2 separate regions of the Homo sapiens genome follow, and region 2 is linked to region 1. A link is an interaction called in ENCODE POLR2A ChIA-PET data of the cell type or tissue named here. Cell type or tissue: OCI-LY7. All regions are shown on one strand. Region 1 overlaps RYR1 (ryanodine receptor 1). Region 2 overlaps ACTN4 (actinin alpha 4).

Region 1 (8,000 bases):
CTCAGGAGGCTGAGACAGGAAAACCGCTTGAACCCAGGAGGTGGAGGTTGAGTGAGCTGAGATCGTGCCATTGCACTCCAGCCTGGTCAACAAGAGCGAAACTCTGTCTCAAACAACAACAACACCGTAGTGTTACCTATTATTATACTGCCCCACAGGTGCTCCAAGGCCACATGGGCATACGTGGATGCCTGAGAAGCAGGGGAAAGTGGAATGGGAAGGGGTGAGCAGAAGGAAGCGGGTGTTTGGAGGAATAGCACTAAGGCAAAGAGTGTTTGTATGGGGAGCACGCAGGGTCAGAGGAAGAGAGGAGGGCAGAGCTCCCCCAGCACGTGCAAAGAATGAGTGGGAAGGGCCGTGGTGAACAGGGGCTTCCTGCAGAGGCAGGGATGTGTGGACATCCTGGGTGCCAGGATGCTGCAACCACTTGTGTGCCAGATGGGGGTGTGTATGCAGTGGGGCCCCGAGGGGCACAGATGAGTGTGCAAGATCTCAAGGGTTCCTGCGGAGTATGTGAGGAGACACCGGGGGCCAGGGAGGGATCAGGAGTAAGGAGGGCGTGGCGGCATGGGAAGATGCCAAAAGTGTGCAACCACGAGAGGCTCAGTGTGCACGGTGGACGTGGGCACACGGGGCAGGTGTGCAAGGGCCTGGGACTCTGTGGGGGGACAGGAGGAGTATGAGTGTGAGAGGGGCCTGCAGTTATGCAGTGTGCGTGAGGCAGGCATGAATGTGGGAAGGGGAGCCAAGGGTTTGTGTACTGGCTCCCAGAACATGAGGACAGGGCTCTGTGTGGGACATGAGCCCGCGTGCATGAGCTGGTGTCCCCTGAGGAGACATATGAAGGGCCCACTCATGAAGGAGGTGACGGGTGCGCAAACCTCCCGGGCTATGTGTGTGAGACAAGAAGGGGTGTGCAAGTACCTGGCGGCATCTGAGGAACAACAAGCAAGTGTGTGTGCAAGAGAATGAGGTGAGGGTGTGTCAGGGGCGTGTGGGGAGTGTGAGGGAATGGGGAGGGGAACCATATGTCAGCCAGGTGTGCCAGCTCTGCTGGGGACATGCCGGGACCACGTGAGTGTACCCTTGGGGCAAGCGAGTGTGTGAGGGATGTTCAAGCATTTGTGGGCTGGGCATAGGAGGAGCTGAGATAGGGCATGTCAGATTAGAGAGTAGGTCTGAGGGCTCTTCTGGGTGAGCCTGAGACCGTGGCCCAAGTGTGCATGGGTGAGCATGGTTGTGCCAGGGCTACAGTGAGGGCAAGTGGACAGTGAACAAATGAAGCATGCCAGGGTTCTGAGAGGGCTCATTGGCATCCTCAGGGTGTGTGTGCAAGAGGTGTGCACCCACGTGTGGGCCCAGAATAAGTTGGGGTACACATATGCTAGGACTTCAGAAGGCATCTGGGGGCAAACGTGATGACTGGTGAAGGGTGGGTCAGCATGCCAGGGCACCCCAGAGCCCCCAAGGCGAGCGTGTACAAGAGTGAGCATGAGCGGGCCAGGACCAAGAGACGGCACGCCGGGGGCTACTGGGAAGGTGAGCAAGGGGTGTGTCGCCATGCAGGTTCGAGGAGGTGAGAGTGTGGGTAGGGCTGCATCAGGGCTATAAGGGCCTGCCAGAGCTCCCAGGGTGTGGGTGTAAGGGGAAAGCATGGCGTGTGAGCAGCCACAGTCAGGACACACTGACCCTGCTTCATGCCCAAGGGGTGTGCATCCTTGTGTGGGCCAGGTCCGCAAGAAGTGGCCAGGGGCGAGCCAGGGATGTGCAAGGGCGCAGCTGGACGAAATGTGTACAAAAGGGTGGGCGTGGGCTTGCCGGAGCAGGGCAGATATGCGAGGCACGCACAGCCCCCGTGGGGTCTGAGGGTGCAGGAAGTGAGCACCCGCATGCCCGAAGCCCCAGGAGGCGAGCTTGCACGCGCGCGGGTTCCCTGACCTGGGGCATCTCCCACTGGGCGCGGTTGGTCTCTGAGATCTCGAAGTAGATGCGCTCGATGCGGCGTGACGCGCCCATGATCTCGATGCGGCCCAGGTAGGGGCGGAAGTACTCAAGGATGCTCTCGGCCAGCTCCAGGAAGTTGTGCAGGCGAGGGTCATGCGGCACATGCTCCGACAGGTTGGTCAGCAGCACCGCCACGTTGAAGCCGATGTCGCGTGCTGGCTCCTGGAAGCGGTTGGCGAACTCTTCGCAGTTGATCATTTCGTTCTCATCCGCTTCGGAGCACGAAAGCAGGAACTGGATTTCTGGACCGCTGAACTGCTTCTGGCTGTCCATGGCCTGGGGGCGGGCAGGGAGGTCAGTGGGGTGACCTGGAGAGCCTCAATTCTCTCTCTTTTTTTTTTTTTTTTTAAGACAAGGTCTCGCTGTGTCGCCCAGGCTGGAGTGCAGTGGCGCAATCACAGCTCAACCCAGCCTCAAGACATCCCCTCTCGTCCCCATCCCCACCCCCGGGCTCAAGTACCCAGCATCCAGAGCAGCTGGGACTACAGGCACACACCGCTACACCTGGCTAATTTTAATTTTAATTTTTTTTTGTAGAGATAAGGTCTCCCTATGTTGCCAAGGCTGGTCTCAAACTCCTGGGCTCAAGGGATCCTCCCACCTCAGCTGAAACTTGCTTTTTTTTCTTTTTCTTTCTCTTTTTTTTTTTTTTTTTTTTTGAGACGGAGTTTCGCTCTTGTCGCCCAGGCTGGAGTGCAGTGGCATGATCTCAGCTCACTGCAACCTCCACCTCCCAGGGTCAAGTGATTCTCCTGCCTCAGCCTCCTGAGCAGCTGGGATTACAGGTGCCCGCCACCACACCTGGCTAATTTTTTGTATTTTTAGTGAGATAGGGTTTCATCATGTTGGCCAGGCTGGTCTCGAACTCCTGTCCTCAGGTGATCCACCCGCCTCGGCCTCCCAAAGTGCAGGGGTGACAGGTGTGTGCCACCGCGCCCAGCCATAACACTCTTTATCTGTTATCCTGCTAATGGAAATGTAGGTTGCTTCCAGATTTGTATTTTGTTTTTGTTTTTTTTTTCTGAGACAGGGTCTCACTCTTTCACCCAGGCTGGAGTGGTGCAGTGGCACGATCTCAGCTCATTGCAGCCTCCACCTCCCAGGGTCAAATGAGTCTCGTGCTTCAGCCTCCTGAGTAGCTAGGACTACAGGTGCATGCCACTGTGCCTGGTGAATTTTTGTATTTTTTTGTAGACGGGGTTTTGCCATGTTGCCCAGGCTTGTCCCAAACTCCTGAACTCAGGTGATTTGCCCTCCTCCGCCTCCCAAAGTGTTGGGATTACAAGCATAAATCACCAAGTTCACCCACAGATTTCTTTCAGACAACACTTTTCTTGAACATTCTTGTGCTGATTGCCCATGCATTTTTGCAAGAGGTTCTCTAGAGCAGCATAAAATGTTCTTGACCGCACTCACTCAACCATAAGAATACATTTTACAATGTGACTCAAAAAAAAAAAAAAAGGTTTCATGACATAATTCTGACCTTTGCTGTGTAGCACACTCTGCAGTGTTCTATTTTATTTCTAAAGATGCTGGTCACGAGTTACGCATTGCTAAATTAATTTCATTACCTCCAGACGGGTAGCAACATGCAGTGTGAGAAATGTTGCTCTGGGGTATGAACAGAAGCAAAATTTTCTGGCTCTCAAAAGTGCTTTGTAAAAACCCCAGAACTTTGCAAAATGCTTTCTAAATGAGTAACATGCTTTGCAAATCATGAAGGGCTCTAGAAACCACAGAGCATGGAGACATAATCACACCGGAACCCCTCACCTTCTGCCCTCACCTCGTCTGCTTGCCTACCCCTCTATCATGAGCAGTGTGACACTGTCTGTCTCAAAAATCCACCTCTGGCCAGGTGTGGTGGCTCATGCCTGTAATCCCAGGACTTTGGGAGGCCGAGGCGGGTGGATCACCTGAGGTCAGGAGTTCGAGACCAGCCTGGACAACATGGTGAAACCCCGTCTCTACTAAAAATACAAAAATTAGTTAGGCATGATGGTGCGTGCCTGTAATCCCAGCTACTTGAGAGGCTGAAGCAGGAGAATGGCTTGAACCTGGGAGGCGGATGTTGCAGTGAGCCAAGATTGTGCCATTGCACCTAGCCTGGGCAATAAGAGCGAGACCCTGTCTCAAAAAAAAAAAAAAAAAAAAAAAGAAGCCCACCTCTCCACAGGCGCCTGGGACACTATCACCTCCATTCACTCCTAGACTTTGCTCTTGTGATTTGCTGATCTCTCTGTGTCATCATTCATTGCCCATCCCTTTATTTATTTATTTACTTACTTACTTATTGAGACGGAGTCTTGCTCTGTCTTGCCCAGGCTAGAGTGCAGTGGCACGATCTTGGCTCACTGCAGCCTCCGCCTCCTGGGTTCAAGTGATTCTCCTGTCTCAGCCTCCTGAGTAGCTGGGACTACAGGCGTGTGCCACCACACTGGCTAATTCTGTATTTTTAGTAGAGACAGGGTTTCGCCATGTTGGCCAGGCTGGCCTTGAACTCCTGACCTCAGGTGATCTGCCTGCCTGGGCCTCCCAAAGTGCTAGGATTACAGGTGTGAGCCACCACACCTGGACTATTTTTTTAAAAAATTATTTTTATTTTTTGAGACAGAGTCTTGCTCTGTCACCCAGGCTGGAGTGCAGTGGCGTGATCTTGGCTCACTGAAACCTCTGCCTCCAGGGTTCAAGCGATTCTCCTGCCTCAGTCTTCTGAGTAGCTGAGATTACAGGCATGTGCTACCACGCCAAGCTAATTTTTGTATTTTTAGTAGAGATGGGGTTTCGCCATGTTGGCCAGGCTGGTCTTGAACTCCTGATCTCAAGTGATCTGCCCGCCTTGGCCTCCCAAAGTGTTAGGATTACAGGCATGAGCCAGGCCTTTTTATTTTTCATTTTTGTGGGTACATAGTAGTTGTATTTATTTATGGGGTAGATGAACTATTTTGATATAGGCATGCAATACGTACTCACATCAGGGTTAATGCGTTATCCATTCCCTCTGGCATTTATCCTTTCTTTGTGTTACAGTCTACTTATAGTCTTTTAGTTGTTTTACTTTATTATTAATTTTTTGAGACAAAGTCTGTCTCTACTACCTAGGCTGGAGTGTAATGGAGTGATCATGGCTTGCCATAGCCTCGACCTCCTGGGCTCAAGTGATCCTCCCGTCTTAGCCTTCCAAGTTGGGACCACAGGCATGCACCACCATACCCAGCTAATTTTTTAAACAGTTTTTTTGTAGAGACAAGGTCTCATTATGTTTTCTAGGCTGGTCTTGAACTCCTGGGCTCAAGCGATCCTCCCACCTCAGCCTCCCAAAGTATCGAGATTACAGGCATGAGTCATCGTGCCTGGCTAGTATTTTATTTTATTTTATATTTTATTGTATTATTTTATTTTATTTTTGAGAGAGTCTCACTCTGTTGCCCATGCTGGAGTGCAGTGGTGCAATCTCGGCTCACTGCAACCTCCGCCTCCCGGGTTCAAGCGATTCTCCTGCCTCAGCCTCCCGAGTAGCTGGGAATACAGGCATGCACCACCATGCCTAGCTAATTTTTGTATTTTTATTTCTTTTTTTTGAGACAGAATTTCGCTCTTGTCACCCAGGCTGGAGTGCAATGACGCGATCTTGGCTCACAGCAACCTCCCCCTCCTGGGTTCAAGTGATTCTCTTGCCTCAGCCTCCCAAGTAGCTGGGACTTCAGGCATAGGCCACCATGCCTAGCTAATTTTTGTATTTTTTGTAGGGACAGGGTTTGGTTTCGCCATGTTGCCCAGGCTGCTCTCTGTCCCTCTTGTTCCCATTTTTCAGCCTTTCCATTTACTGTCCCCTTTGCCTGGGACACCACAGCCTCGCTGAGTCATATGGTATCTTTCAACTCTCAGCTTCGCTGTCCCCTCCTGCAGAAGGCCTTCCGCCACCAGCCGGTTTACAGGGCTTACCACACCCTGCTCACTCCCACACCCTTCAGACCACAGATTATAACCTGCAATTACTTCGTGTATTTCGTTATTTGCATCTGCCCCTTCCCACTGGACTATCAGCCCCCACAGTGGGCTCTCTGTTTTGTTCACTGCTGTACCTTCAGGACCAGGGCAGTGCCTGACACACAGTAGGTACTCATACTCATTTGTCAAGTGAAGGAAGCATCATGAAAACTAAGAGGCTGGGCGCCGTGGCTCATGCCTATAATCCCAGCACTTTGGGAGGCTGAGGCAGGAGAATCGCTTGAACCTGGGAGGCGGAGGTTGCAGTGAGCCGAGAGCATGCCACTGCACTCCAGCCTGGGTGACAGAATGAGACTCTGTCACAAAAAAAAAAAAAAAAAAAAGAAATGAGACTATCGCCATTTTGCAATCTCTAATGAATGAATATGTCTGAGTGTTGAGCAGAAACAGCTGCTGGCATCTGGAAAGGAGGTGCCTCCTGGTGGAGGTATACAGTAGCCCCACATAGGAAGGTTCTGGCTAAAAAACTCCTTACACCCAAATCTGAATCTGCTCGAACTTTGGCTGAGTCCCACTTTGGAGGAAACCCAGGGGACACAGGAACACATGAAATGACACCACAAGGACGCATTGGTCAGGTCCAGACTATGGGAAGCTCTACAACTAGGACAGCACTATCCACTGATAGACTTAGTGTGAAAAAAGAATGAAAAATGTCGAGCTAATCATTTTTTAGATTGATTATGGCCAGGCACAGTGGCTCTTGCCTGTAATCCCAGCACCTTGGGTGGCTGAGGAGGGTGGATTGCTTGAGCACAGGAGTTTGAGACCAGCCTGGGCAACATGGCAAGACCCCATCTCTATAAATAAATAAACAGGATTGATTCCATGTTGAAATAATATCCTGAGTGTACTAGATTATGTGTAGTGTTTCATTTTACTTTTTTTTTTTTTTAACAGAGTCTTGCTCAGTTGCCCAGGTTGAAGTACAGTGCCATGAACATGGCTCACTGCAGCATTAACCTCCAAGGTTCAAGAGATCCTCCTGCCTCAGCCTCCCCAGTAACTGGGACTACAGATATGCACTACTACACCTGGTTATTTTTTAAAGTTTTTATAGAGATAGGGTTTTGCTGTGTTACGCAGGCTGGCTCAAACTCCTGGCCTCAAGTGATCCTCCCGCCTTGGCCTCCCAAAGTGCTGGGATTACAGGCACGAGCCACCATGCCGGTCCTCTTTTTACTTTTTAAAAAACATGGCTATTAGAAAATTTAAAATTATGGTGACTCACGCCTGTAATCCCAGCACTTTCGGAGGGTGAGGAGGGCAGATCACTTTAGGCCAGGAGTTTGAGACTACCCTGGCCAACATGGCGAAACCTTGTCTCTACTAAAAATACAAAAATTAGCCAGGTGTGGTGGCGCATGCCTGTAATCCCAGCTACTCAGGAGGCTGAGGCAGGAGAATCACTTGAACCTGACAGGTGGAGGTTACAGTGAGCTGAGATTGCCCCACTGCACTCCAGCCTGGACAACAGAGTGAGACCCTGTCTCAAAAAAAAGAAGAAAATTTAAAAATATACATATTGCTCATATTGTATTTCTGTTGGACAGTAAAGATCTGCAGGACTGGATCTCCAGGAGATAAATTGCAAGGAAAAAGAAAAGATAATAGAGGGGAAGCAAGAGATGAAAGATGATTTTAAAAAGTATCAGCCAATTGCAATGGGTGGCCCTTGTTTGGATTCTGATTTAAAGAAGCTACAAAAAATCCTGATAGTTACATGAAAGTTATGAGATTTGGAAATTTGCACACTCACTAGATATTTGATGATTTAAAGGACTGTGACTTTTTTATTTGTACTGTTTTATTTTGGGTTAGGAGTGATGACATTGTGGTTTGTTAAATAAAAGGAACGTCTTTTAAGGCCACACACACATACACACACACGTGCGCACACACACATGCATTTTTTTTTTTTTTTTTTTGAGGCAGGGTCTCACTCTGTTGCTCAGGCTGGAGTGGAGTGCAGTGGTGTGTTC
Region 2 (8,000 bases), 120 kb before region 1:
AGTGGCGCAATCTCAGCTCACTGCAACCTCCACCTCCCGGGTTCAAGTAATTCTCCTGCCTCAGCCTCCTGAGTAGCTGGGATTACAGGCACATACCACCACATCCAGCTAAGTTTTGTATTTTTAGTAGAGACGGGGTTTCACCATGTTGGCCAGGCTGGTCTCGAACTCCTGACCTCAGGTGATCTACCCGCCTTGGCCTCCCAAAGTGCTGGGATTACAGGTGTGAGCCACCGCACCCGGCCAAGACTCTGCACTTTTAAACCCTCACTATATGGTCCTGAGTAAGGACAATGGTAGGAATAAAGAGAAGGAGGAAGGTGAGGGTTCTAAGAGATATTCAAGGGAAAGAAATCAAACTTGGTGCCTGTTACAGGATGAGAAGTCAAAAGCTGACTCCAAGGTTTCTGACTCGGATGGCTGACAAATGGGCAATGCCAAGCCCAAGAAGTGGGACTTGAAAATGAGTTTGGTCTCAGACACGCTGAGACTGAAGTACGTACTGCACAAGCAGTGGGCATCAGGCAACGTCAGTCTAAAGTTCAGCAAACAGGTCATTTGCTCACGTGGGCATTCATTCAGTCACTCATTCAACTACTTCCTGAGGCCGGGCGCAGTGGCTCATGCCTGTCTGTAATCCCAGCAATCTGGGAGCCAAAGGCGGCCAGATCACTTGCAGTCAGGACTTCGAGACCAGCCTGGCCAAATGGTGAAACCCCATCTCTACTAAAAATACAAAAATTACCCAGACGTGCTTGCTTGAACCCAGGAGGTGGAGGTTGCAGTGAGCCAAGATTGTGCCACTGCACTCTAGCCTGGGCGACTGAGTGAGACTCTGACTTTAAAAAAAAAAAAAAAAAAAAAAAAAAAAAAAAACTTCCTGAGCTCCAGCTATGGACAGGTGTGGTGCTGGGGATACACGGACAAATACAAGGTTGCTCCATCAAAGACCTCAGCGTCTGATAGGGGAGAGAGATGCATCAGTAAATAACTGCGATAGAGCGTGGTGAGTGAGTCAGGACTACAGGCATGGGCATCATCCCCACAGATGGGGTACTTAAGGCTGAGGGGAGGGGGTAAGTTCCTTCAGGGAAAAAGGACATTGTGAAATGCCCATGTGTAAGCAGTGGACAGAGGGAGAGAATTTAGCCATAGGAGATGAGGAAGAAGAGTCAGAGAAACAGAGAGACTGTGATGTCAAGGAAGCCAAAGGGAGTTTTTGTTTTTTTCTTAAGACATGGTCAGAAGCATTAAATATAACAGTATGTGGTTATGTTTAAAAATACATACATTGGCCGGGTGCGGTGGCTCACACTTGTAATCCCAGCATTTTGGGAGGCTAAGGTGGCAGAATCGCTTGAGGCCAGGAGTTCTGAGACCAGCCTGGGCAACAAAGCAAGCCCAGGAGTTCAGAGGCCGCAGTGAGCTATGATCTCACCACTGTACTCCAGCCTGGGTGACAGGGCGAGACCCTGTCTCTAAAAAAATACACACACACACACACACACACACACACACACGCACACCCAAATCTATTTGAGCACGTATGGGTAATGTCTGGGGGGAGTGTGTTGGGAGACACTGATGAAACAAGTCTGGCAAAATGCTGATAATCACTGATGCAGGTGACAGGTACAAAGGAGTCCCACCACTTTTGCATATGGTCTGTGTGTGTGGGTTATGTATCATATATTGCAGAGGTTGAGGGGAGTGAGGTGGGGACCAGCACCTGTATCCCCAGCTCCTGACACAGTGCCGGGCACACTGGAGGTGCATGGTACACCATGGTAAGTGATGCGCAGATGCCCTCGGGGATGGAAACCAGGCAGTCTCTGGAGACAGAAGACTCAGTGGACTTGTGGGGCTGAGAAGTATTCGGGAAATAAGAAAATGGAATCCACAAGGAAAGGCTTACACATAAACTGCGCCCAGGCCAATAGCCAAGCACGTGTCTTTTTCCCAGGATGTAACCCAGCTTGGAGGCCATACAGCACCATTCTGTTTTCCTACAGGAGAAAGACTGGATTGCTCCAAGGTAAAAGCTGAACTTTCCCACTCCCACACTCCAGTTTCAAATTCCCACTAAGTTCCCTGTGTTTTCCTTCTCTCATTATCCTGCAAAGGCCGCTGGGCAAAGCAAAGCTGGGCCCCTTTCAAAGGCATATCAGAGCACACCCCACTACCATCAGATAAACAAGCCACCTCTTTCTTGCTTTTCTCCTCTCCTGTGGAACAAGGTTGCATTTAAAAGGAGAAACAGTCCCGGGTTTTGTCTCCGAACAGAGCGAGGTCCCAGGGGCAAGGACTTGGGGTAACACACAGTGGCTGATTCCACGGGATTGGTCACCACTGACAGCGAAGAAGGTGTGGAGGGACACAGGAGACAAAGCCCAAGCCCAAGCCAGACAGCAGAGAGAAAAAGGGTGGCTGTGTCGCCCTGGGTCCCATGGCCCGGAGAGAGCCAGGGAGCTATCAGATTCTGCTCAACCACACTGCGTATCCTCTATCTTTCTCTAGATTTTCCATGGTACTGACTTCTCTGCCGATGCCCCATAAATAACAATGGCCACCAAAGACAGCCTAGACTTCCCTTCCTTCCCTGGTATTGCAGGTCTCGAGGCTCAGCCCAATAAATGGAGACGAGTGGGCTGTCCCAGAACACAGCACCATAGTAAACCCAGCTGCAGGAAGGTGGCCAGCCAGTCAAACCACAGGGCTGTGTTCTTAGGTCTTTAGCTATCCCTAGAAACACTTTACTGTCGCTTTCACGATGTAAGTTAATTTTACCTGCAGGTAGCAATTTCTGTATAAAAAGGAAGTCTCAAAAAGGAAAAAACAAAAAGGTCTACAGCGTTTTAGCCACACGTATCATTTTTAAGGGCAAGGGCCTTCTCTTTGTCTTACTCACCTCTGTGTCCCTGCTGCCCGGACACAGGTCAATCCTAGCTCAGTAAACATGAGCACAAAATAGGATGAATTATCCTGTGCTAACGATGATTTTCCCACCTCTCCATGGGACAGTGATGTCTCCCTCTTCTGCCTACTTGCAAAGCATCCTGTTTGGCCAGGCGCGGTGGCTCACACCTGTAATCCCAGCACTTTGGGAGGCTGAGACAGGCAGATGACTTGAGGCCAGGAGTTTGAGACCAGCCTGGCCAACATGGTGAAACATTGTCTCTACCAAAAATACAAAAATTAGCCGGGTATGGTGGTGTGCACCTGTAATCCCAGCTACTTGGGAGGCTGAGGCAGGAGAATCACTTCAACCCGGGAGGTAGGGGTTGCACCCACTGCACTCCAGCCTGGGCAACACAGCGAGACTCCGTCTCAAAAAAGAAAAAGAAAAAAAAGAAAAGCATCGCATCCTGTTTGTGTTTCATATCTAGCAGGGACTGATGCAGAACTCAGGACAGCTGGCTGAACACTGGGCCTAGAAGTGTCCCAGGTGAGGACTTCTTATGACCTTCCAGAGCACACTTTTAGATGGGATGCAATGAGCCTGGCAGGGGTGAGTGGGGCCTGGGCGGTCATGATACCCTTGTCCTCAGAGGATGGACCATGGGTGATCCCTCTACTCCTAAAGCCAAGCAGAAAGACAGAATGGATCTGCCACTCATCCATCCAGCCACTTGTTTGAGTGTCTCGACAAGTGATGTCTCCATCTTCTGCCCACTTGAAAAGCATCCTGTTTGTGTTGTGGCAGATCCATTCTGTCTGTTTGGCTATCTATTCATTCAATACATATTTATTTAGTGCACACTTACATTTGCCTTGACAATGTCCCACATGGTAGGGACACAGTGGTGAACAAAATAGATTCTCTCTCTGCTCTCGTGACCCTCGAGAGGGAGAGCCAAGGATGGTTGGAGTTAAAAGGAGAAGTAGAGGTGATGGACATGCTCCTAACCTAGGCTGGAGGTGTCAGGTGCGACGGCCCTACAAATAGTGAAGCATAAACTGCCATCTGAAGAATGAGGAGGAGGTAGGTGGCGAGCTGAGGCGAAAGGGGCAGAGGCAAGGGCCCCGTGTGAAGTCCCTCAGGAGGCAGGAATGAGCATGGAGCAGAGAGGCAGCTGGCATGCGCCCGGAGCACAGAGAGGAGAAAACAGATCCTGCAGGGCCTTGGGGACTTGCAGGTTTGATCCTGAGGGCAAGGGACACTGATCAAGATGTCAAGCAGGATGTTCTTTGGCCCCTATGTGAAGAATAGATGGGAGTGAGTGGGGGGATGCAGGGAAACCCGCCAGGAGCTGTTGCTCGAACTTGGCATCAGCACCTGGGCCACTCTAGTTCTCCACTGGTGCTCCAGGAGCTAGAGCACCTGGTCATGCTCTTACAAAGGGACAATGAGGCTGCTTCAGGAGAAGCTGTGGGACCTCAGGGCTTCCTGAGATGAAAAGCTCCTACTCAGGCCTTTCCGGGCCTGTCTGTGGTAGAGAGCAGAAAGGCAGCCTGTTTACCTTCCACATCCGGCCCCAGAGGCCCTGCCCGGGTGGGAGGTTTCCCAGAGGGAAGGACACATGTGGTGTTCTGCAGGATGCAAAAGACCTCTGTAAGCCTCCTCCCGTGCACTCTGAGGCCCCCTGGCCTCCCTCAGCCACGTCTCCAGCCCAGTCGCAGGACACTGCTATACAACACACTCGTCTCTACTGGCTCATATTCCTTATCCAGCAATACCAAGAGTCAGCCCCTAAACCACAAAGGTTCCATCCACCACTCTGTGTCTGAGATAATCGGGGATGAGTAAGAGATTGCTGCTTCTTTCCAGGAATCTTACTTCCAGGACCCCTTAAATGCTCAATGCTTACTTATCTAGCAGTTGGCTTTCTGGAACTCAGGATAAATTTTCAAAGAACCGCTGGCTTCAAATGCAGACACCATAAGACATCTCTATGGCATTAGTTCTTTGGCTGAAGTTTCCTAGTTGAATAAAGATTCCCAGATGCCTCGTCCCTCAACTAATAACTCCCATATGGGACTCCAGATCCCACAGAACAAGACCCTATAAAGGCTCCATCCCGCTGCATCCTGACAGCCCTGTGGTAGTCAGATTATTGGCCCCATTTTGTAAAAGAGAAAATGGAGACTTCCTTGCCCAAGGTCCCACAGTAAGTAGCAGGGCCAGGCTGAGAATCTGAGTCCATGGCTTCACAGCTTACGTTTGGGAGAAGCCAAGTCTACAGCCTTCCAACACAGGCGAGAGCTGCGGGCAGCCTCTCAGCACCCAACAACACACTGGGGCCCTCTGCTTGGCCTGGCTGGGTATGGCAGGAGCCCCAGGAACCTCCGTACCCAGGCCTTGTGCTCTATGAGGCCTCTCAGTTGGGTAAGGAGAAGCTGGGCCCACCCAGCTGACCTTTCATCAGGAAACCTTGTGGTAGAGGCTGAAACCTCTGCTCAGCACCTCACCAGCCAAAGTGCACATGATAGCAACATGGACTTGAGCCTGATAGGTGGAGGCTTCCACAGCCAGCGATCAAGAACGCGGCTCAAGATGTTCACAAAGATCCTCCCTCTTGAAAGAAATTTCTGGGCTTATTAAAAAGCAACAAAGTCACCAGGGGCAGCGGCTCACGCCTGTAATCCTAACACTTTGGGAGACCAAGGTGGAGGATCACTTGAGCCCAGGAGCTCAAGACCAGCCTGGGCAACATGGTGAGACCTCACCTCTACAAAAAAAATCAAAAAATAAGGCAGGAGAATCACTTGAGCCCAGGAGGTTAAGGCTGCAATGAGCCATGATTGTACCACTGTGATCCCACTTGGGTGACAGAGCAAGACCCTGCCTCAAAAATGCAACAAAACCAAGAAAGCAACACCCAAGCCAGGTTGGCTGTACTCTCCCATATGCTTTCCAGGCCAGGATTAATTCTTCGGCTGGTTTCAGACCTCCGATTTCAAAAATATCTAGTTTGTGCTTGTCTACAAAGGAATGTGCCTGGGCATCTCCCACCAGCAACACAGAAAACAACTCCTACTGCTATCACCTGTTCTTTGAGATCAAGCCATATATAGGCAGACTGAGCCCAGAGGTTTGGCCACAGAGCTAATTCAACTCTCCAACTCCACACGGCTGTTTAGACAGCTTCCCCCAGATACGTCATTCAGCCACATGCTTGTCTCCAATCTCAGATGCCTGGATGAAGGTGAAACACCCAAGGACTCGTACAACTCTGGGCTACTGAATCAGCGATATCACGAGTTCTCTCCTTTCGCCATACCCTATTCTCCAAGACCTGAATGGTAGGCACACTGATGTCACCATATGCCTGAATTCCAAGAGGCACTGTGGGCCCTGAGTCTTAATACCAGGGACACGAAGTCAGAGGTAAAGAGAATCGATACTCGGCCCTAATGTTAGAGAAATAACCTAAAAAGGGAAGAGTCTGGTTGGATTCTCAGTTCTGTCTTTTACTGACTGAGGGGCCTGGGGCAAGTCACGTCACCTCTCTGAACTTTAGTTCTCTCATCTGTAAGGGTAGGGATAAAAATGCTGGGACTGACGTAAAGTGAAGCTGAAGAAAGAGACGGAATGGTGCTATCTGCTTTAATGAGCTGTGTTAGGGATCTGTCCCAGCATCGAAACAGATATGCTCCACGGCATTCCACTCGGCTGGGAAGTTCTTTTTTCACTGTTGTACACCCAGTACCTAAAACAGTGACTAGCACGCAATAAATATTTGTAGAATCAAAGCTCTCATTGCAGCTAGAATAAAATCCAAGATCCTCGCTACCGGCACATTCTGGCTGCTGTCACCCCTCTGACTTCAACTCACACTGCTCTCCCCACTGTCTTGGTCTCATTTTATTTCTCTCTTCCCACAACCCTGGGTCCTCCTGCCTAGAACAGTGTTCCCTTCTCTGAGGTTGGCTCTAACTCTCCCTCCAGGCCTCACTTCACTGTCATCATCTTGGAAAGTCTCCCCTGACAGCTCCCACACAATCTATTGCAAGTCCCCCACTGTCCCCTCTTAAAGGACTCTGGTCTTTTCCTTCATAAAAATAATCACACCGGGCGCAGTGGCTCACGCCTGTAATCCCAGCACTTTGGGAGGCCGAGGCGGGTAGATCACAAGGTCAGGAGTTCAAGACCAGCCTGGCCAAGATGGTGAAATCCCATCTCTACTAAAAATACAAAAATTAGCCGGACGTGGTGGCAGGCACCTGTAATCCCAGCTACTCAGGAGGCTGAGGCAGAGAATTGCTTGAACCTGGGAGGCAGAGGTTGCAGTGAGCTGAGATCACGCTACTGCACTCCAGCCTGGGTGATAGAGACTCCATCACAAAAAAAAAAAAAAAAAAAATTATACATATATAAATATATATATATAAAAATATATATAAATATATAAATATATATAAGTATATATAAATATATAAATATATAAATATATATAATATATATAAATATATAAATATATATAATATATATAAATATATAAATATATATAAATATATATGAATATATATAAATATAAATGAATATATATGAATATATATAAATATATATGAATATATATAAATATATATAAGTATATATAAATATATATAAGTATATATGAATATATATAAATATATATTCATATATATAAATATATATGAATATATATATAAATATATATAAATATATATGAATATATATATATAAAAAATAAAACCACAATTTGGAACACTCTATGTATGTCTTGGGTTTTCATTGTTGGTATTTTTTAATGCCTATTGTCCCCGACTAGGCTGTGTGCTCCATGAGGACAAGAAGAAGGACTATTCTGTTCACATCTCATTACTCAGCACCTTGTTTACGGCACATAGTGGGTATAAATAAATGCTCAATAAATGATGAATAGGCCGGGTGTGGTGGCTCATGCCTGTAATCCTAGCACTTTGGGAGGCTGAGGTGGGGGGATCACCTGAGGTCAGGGGCTTGAGACCAGCCTGGCCAACATGATAAAACCCTGTCTCTATTAAAAACACAAAAACTGGCCAGGCATGGTGGTGCA

Evidence for each region. Peaks named below come from ENCODE experiments on the same cell type or tissue, not always from the same donor. Only the 100,000 strongest peaks of a DNase experiment are listed, where the experiment ranks them.
Region 2: POLR2A ChIA-PET joins it to region 1 with 11 read pairs; 7 of 35 experiments call an interaction of 5 or more read pairs at or near these places.

What each region holds. Positions count from the first base shown.
Region 1 is chr19:38,555,393-38,563,392 of GRCh38, reverse strand. It overlaps RYR1 (ryanodine receptor 1), which reads right to left. Exons shown (of 106, transcript NM_000540.3): 90 at 1,939-2,280. Among named protein-coding and RNA genes, the nearest start is that of MAP4K1-AS1, 37 kb to the left of the region's middle. RefSeq lists an enhancer at 5,912-6,101. In OCI-LY7, a CTCF peak has its summit at 6,444 (motif pointing left); DNase peaks (open chromatin) are centred at 3,752, 5,952 and 6,422; H3K27ac peaks cover 522 bases.
Region 2 is chr19:38,673,089-38,681,088 of GRCh38, reverse strand. All of the region lies in intron 1 of ACTN4 (actinin alpha 4), which reads right to left. Among named protein-coding and RNA genes, the nearest start is that of ACTN4, 29 kb to the right of the region's middle. RefSeq lists enhancers at 2,641-2,700, 2,305-2,890, 3,307-3,466, 6,294-6,373, 6,404-6,473 and 1 more. In OCI-LY7, no CTCF peak of the experiment used is centred here; no DNase peak of the experiment used is centred here.